Linked DNA regions of Homo sapiens: region 2 is linked to region 1. The links are chromatin loops, found by intact Hi-C in ENCODE. Cell type or tissue: mammary epithelial cell. All regions are shown on one strand. Links, peaks and the distances in the headings refer to the core of each region. The heading gives the core; the rest is flanking DNA.

Region 1 (2,922 bases), core at 173-2,672:
ATACAAATGATTTACTCTGAAAATACTCATTAGTGCTTTGAAGTCTCTTTAAGAATTATGTAAAATACAAGCTACAGAGGCAGAGACAGGAAAAAGTCAAATATATTTTTGCAAAAATTCAAAGACTTTTTCAACTCTTAATTTTGGAAATGACCAAAGCAAAGATATTCCAAATGAAACATCAAATTTCTTCCAATGAAGTGAAGTGTCAGAAGGGCTTTATAAGCTTTCAAATGTTGTAGCACTGAAGCCATTCCATTCTAAAAGTGCTTAGTGATAGACCTTTTGCATTTTTTAGTAAGTTTCTGTTTGGGCAAAAGGAATCAGATCTAAGTCCTAACTTGTAAAATATAGAACCCATAATAGATAAAACATCGTAAACTGTTTTGTAATGTTCCTATGCAAATGAAAGGGAATAACAAATTTGGTGACATATTAGAGTCCACTCAGAAGACAAGAACTGCATGGTAAAGTGGGAAAGTGTAATATCAATAATTATTAGCAAGGGATTGGAGTAATGGAGGATTGCCTCATAGAGAATGAAAAACCTAAAAATGAACAGGAGTAGCTGATATAGAGAGCAGCCACCACACCTGGCACTGAGATAGAGCGCCCAAGGGAGAGTCCATCCCTTCCCAGGACTGAGGTCTAGACCTCTTCAGAGAGAGTATGACCTTGGCTCATGGGATAGCAGAAAAGTTTACTGAGATGTTACATTGGTGGTACTCACTAGAAATCTAGTCTGGAGTGCTGAGCTGAGGGAAGCCATCTACAGGGGCCATGCCACAACTTGGAAATCACTGCAAGCTACCTAGAAGGAGTGCCAGAGAAGTCATCCAAGGCAAGGTGCCTAGCTGGCATCTCTCTCCTTTGAAACCACCTGAGGGGAGTATGCCAGGAAAAGCCATTTATGGGCTCTCCACTTGCTGCCTGTCTGCTGTGATGCCACGTGATGCCACCTGAAAGGGGTGTACTGGGGGAAGCTACTGGGGTAGATGGGTGGGGGTGTACTTATGTTTCTGGTCACCAGTACTGCTGAAATGAACCACAGATTCTGTAGGAGACCCATGAAAGTGAGCACACCACACCAGGAAAGCATTCCTTCCTTCTCCAGTGTCTCTCCAGCACCCTCTGCTGACAAAGTCTAAGATTGGACCACATGTCATGGGAGAAATATCTGCAGAGTCCACCTACATTATTTTAGGACACTCAAAAAGGGTAGATTTCTGGCTGAGAGGCAATAAATTGATAACTGACATAACACAATCTAGTGACAGATAATTACTATATTTTTCTTCTACTTTCTAGTCAGGTATAGTTACTTCATTTGAAAAATGTGTTCACATTAAATGCTCAAAGAATTTGGGAGTTCAGTACAGTCTATCCTAGATAAATCTATTATATTAGGTTGCTGCAAAAGTCATTGTGGTTTTTGCCATTACTTTCAATACTTCAGAGATCCAGGTATAAATTGTGTAGATTTGTAAGAATGACTGTAGTCTCAATAGATGTTTGTGAAAATTGAGTTGAATTACAGTGTTTCATTTTAAACTACTTTTTATTAAGATATGAGATGATGGGTCTTTCCTCTTGATGAAATGCTTTGAAACTTTATATACTGGAGCATAATTCTGACAGTTATTGAGAACTGTTGCAACATTGGTTATTACAAACTGTTTATGGCAGAAAATGAAAATCAGTTCAAATATTGTCAGTGTGAAGCATCAAATGAGGAAGATGCATATGACACAATCTTTCCTGAATACAATTCTATATGTCTAATTTGTGAACCCCCAACATAATGTCCCAGATCTCCTAGTCATTGAGTAGTCATCGCATTTCCTATGTTTTTGTCCAGTGAGGACAAAGCCTTGTCTGCGTGACAAAGGCTGGGCTAAAGCCTGTTACAATACAGTCCCATGTTTAAGCAAGTCATGTCTGATAGAAAAACAGACTGGCAGGGAAGATAACTGGGTTATGATTACTTAGTGTAGATGAGAGTTTCTGATAGAACATAAACTGCCCGCTTCAGAATCACTTGACATGCTTCATAAAATGCCAATTCTTTAGCCTTTTCTAGGATGGACTTAGACATTGGACATTTTGAACATAGGAACCTGAGTTCCTATGAGAATCTACATTTTGAATAGGTCCCCTAGCTAATTCGCACTTTTACTGATATTCGAGAGCCGGGAGTCAAGGTGATGTTCTTTTTTCAAAAGCAGTATTGGCTAGGGTCATAGTAGTGCTGGTTAGTGAAGCCCAAGCAGGTCACGCTGTTATCATCTCACAGGTAATCAAAGCTTTTGCATTTGCCAGGTGTAGGGGCCAACTTTGGCTGCCTTAAGAAGAATTATTGGAAGCCTATGATGGTATAGCAAATAACTTAAGGATCAGTGTTGGAGAGAGAGGATCCAGGGCATCTCTGAGCATGTATGTAAGCAGGCACTAACTGACGATCAGAGCTGGGTTGAGTCAGCTTCAAACTTTACTGTTTTTTCCTGATCTTTGCACATTTAAGATGAAAGAGAACCTGCTAGGTGCACGCTATGGAGTAGAAAATTTTTAAATAGGATGTTATCAAGAAGGCAGAAGGGATTGTTACTCTATAAGATTCTGATGTTAAAATTTTATACACATGATAACTCTTGAAGAAACTAGCTAAGAGTTTTAAAAGTATTTCATTGCATTCTAAGATAAATCTTAAGATAACAACTTTATATTTTTTCTAATTCTCAGCCTGAATATGCCAATATTTGCTTTTGGTACATTCCACCGAGCCTCAGAGAGATGGAAGAAGGACCCGAGTTCTGGGCAAAACTTAATTTGGTAAGTAATAAGTAAATGGTATTTTTCTTTTTGATGAAGTAGATTCAGTGTACATTATCTGTTGATCCTATAAATAAGAGGGCCTAGCAAGCA
Region 2 (2,922 bases), core at 264-2,763, 150 kb before region 1:
AAGTGGGAGCTAAGCTATGAAGACACAAAGGCATAAGAATGATATAATGGACTCTGGGGACTTGGGGGGAAGGGTGGGAGGGGCCGAGGGATAAAAAACTACACATTAAGTGCAGTGTACACTGCTTGGGTGATGGGTGCACGGAAATCTCAGAAATCACCCCTAAAGAACTTATTCATGTAACCAAACACCACCTGTTCCCCAAAAACTATTGAAATAACAACAACAACAACAACAAATAGTAATAATAATAAAAAGAAAGTGGTGGAGGAATTTTGGGGAGTGTTTCTTAAGTTAAATAACAAAGGTGTGAGAGCAAGTACTGAGGAAGATGGAAGAAGAAGAGATTGTAGACAGAGGTAGGAAAAAAAGGAGAGTTTAGACATGGTTTAGTCTGAAAAATGGTCCAGGAAGTGACCATGACATTGGGTTGACAGCAAATGAAAATGACGGTCAAAATGCGGAATAAGGATCTTGGAATTTTCAGGATTCGGAAATACGTGGCTTGTATGTTAGCATAACCCCCTCCTCACACATGACGGATATTATCATCCCATCCATCACGGCTCTGATGGCTTTATAATATAGCTTTATAATCCTTCTCAAACAGCATTTCATTTAGCCACTGCTAACTGGTGTCTAGTCATTCCAGAGCTTGGTTATTTCAGGCAAAAGTTAGTAAACACTAATTATTAATCTATGTCGCTGTTTGTATGAAGTGTAACATAATGGAAAGTGCCTGGGCTAGGCATCTGAAGGTTTAGGTTCTTTCTGAGTCTATTCCCAGTTATGTGACTTTGAGTAGGTGACTTAATTGATCTGCACACTTGTAAACTGAAGATAATTATACCCAGTTTCCAGCCTCACTGGAAATTTGTGAACAGACCGCTCTGATTAGCTGGGTGTGGTGGCAGATGGTTGTAGTCCTCACTACTTTGTAGGCTGAGGCAGGAGGATCCCTTGAACCCAGGAGTTAGAGGTGCAGTGAGTAAGATCAGACCACTGCACTCCAGCCTGGGTGACAAAGTGAGATCTTGTCTCTGAAAAATATAAATAAAAAATAAAACCCTGCTTTTAGAAAAAGTTGAAGATGCTATACAAAATTTATTATTAGCATCATTAGCCATGTAGAAAGCTACAAGTCGTGGCATAAAATGGACAAAATATGAAACTAATTGAAGAAGGCTATATAGACTAAAAATATACGGTTAGATTTGTTTTTGGTTTTTAAATGGTCACTTCCTGGGTATTTTTTAGTTTAAACTAGAGCATTCATTTCAAGTGACTTTAACAGCTATTAAAGGAAAACAAGAAAAGCTCAGTTATTTAAAGAATTGTTTAAGAGAAGGTTTAAGATTAGAAGAATTATACAATATTGCCACATCGTACAGAACTGGATCACTCTGGTTTTTCTTGCTTCTTATTTTTCCTACAAGTTTCCTCTCTGCTAAAGACCCCAAAAGTCCCGTCCCATTACTCGTGTGCTCATGATCAAGTGTGAATTAGACCTGTTGAATTTTACAGTTTTGCCATTCCCATGTCGACCTGCCCTCTATTTTTCCAAGGAGAAAATAAAATGTTATTATTCATGTTGCTCCTGCCATAACTCACAAATAGGAGGAACACCTCTCCTGTAAGCTGTGAAACTGTTCAAACGCCATGCTGATGCTTCCCCCTGTGGTCACAAAAGAAACTTGTTTGCTTTTTCTCCAACGTATTTGGAAAGGATGTTTTTACGGCAATGCTGTTTGAATTATTATAGCTAACCTTTTCCAGTGTACATGTCTAGAGGCATAATTGTATTCTCAAAACGAACTCCAACAACAGCTACAGAAAGATGCATCAGCTTGTTTATTCTTAAAATTAATGCTACTTTCAATCTCTTTCCCTCTCTCAAAAATGTGCTAAGTAAGCAAGACTTAGTTGAATGGCACGTTTGTTATTTACAAAAAAAACGATAACTAAAAGGGAGAGCGATAAGAAAACCGACCACAGCACCTGCTTCTCATTCCCCTTCTACTTTCATATGCATTATTTGGATAATGTGTTTAATCAGGTAGAAGAGGCCCCAATTTCTCACTGCACTAGCTATCTCTTATGACCTCTCAGATAACATTTAGTGGCATCAAGCTCTAGTACCCACTTTTGCTCCTGGAGGATCCTTATTCTTACAAATTGTGCATCATTATACTTCATGAGGGGGCAATTTTATGTTGTAAACAGTACAAACCCAGCACCTGTGGCTCAGCAGGCCACAGAGAGGGTACAGCCAGCCTAGTGGACAAAAGGATCAGGGGAAAAGCAGTTCTTCACCCTGACATGCACACACCTGGCTGCTGCAGGACAGATGCCTGTCACTTTGGGAGGCTGAGTACTGGGGTGGTAAAAGCACTGGTTTGCAAGCAAGGCAGGTGTAGTTTGTACCTCACCTCCACTGCTAATAAGCATGAACACATTATCTTCTCTGCTTTTCAGCTTCTTGAGCTTTAAAAGAGGGATAAAATTCCAGCCTCATGGGAGTGTGGAGTGTTACAGCCACTTTGGAAGCCAAGTTGGCAACACCTAGTGAAACTAGAAATATGTGTATCCTGGTCAGGCGCAGTGGCTCACACCTGTAATCCTAGCACTTTGGGAGGCCAAGGTGGGCAGATCACTTGAGGTCAGGAGTTCAAAACAAGCTTGGCCATCATGGTGAAACCCCGTCTCTACTAAAAACACAAACAATTAGCTGGGCATGGTGGTGTGCGCTTGTAATCCCAGCTACTCAGGAGTCTGAGGCAGGAGAATCGCTTGAACCCAGGAGGCAGAGGTTGCAGTGAGCTGAGATTGTGCCACAGCACTCCAGCCTGGGTAACAGAGCAAGACTCCATCTCAAAAAAAAAAAAAAAAAAAAAAAAAAAAAAAAAAAAAAAGAAAAGAAAA

Evidence for each region. A loop is a pair of places that touch in the nucleus more often than their neighbours do. Peaks named below come from ENCODE experiments on the same cell type or tissue, not always from the same donor. Only the 100,000 strongest peaks of a DNase experiment are listed, where the experiment ranks them.
Region 2: it touches region 1 in a loop (3-fold over the local background); 8 of 110 quality-filtered maps call a loop at or near these places.

Annotation. Positions count from the first base shown.
Region 1 is chr3:30,778,086-30,781,007 of GRCh38, reverse strand. It overlaps GADL1 (glutamate decarboxylase like 1), which reads left to right. Exons shown (of 15, transcript NM_207359.3): 14 at 2,740-2,829. Among named protein-coding and RNA genes, the nearest start is that of GADL1, 120 kb to the left of the region's middle. In mammary epithelial cell, for the core only: a CTCF peak has its summit at 1,134 (motif pointing left); no DNase peak of the experiment used is centred there.
Region 2 is chr3:30,933,092-30,936,013 of GRCh38, reverse strand. No RefSeq gene overlaps it. Among named protein-coding and RNA genes, the nearest start is that of GADL1, 40 kb to the right of the region's middle. In mammary epithelial cell, for the core only: a CTCF peak has its summit at 1,678; no DNase peak of the experiment used is centred there.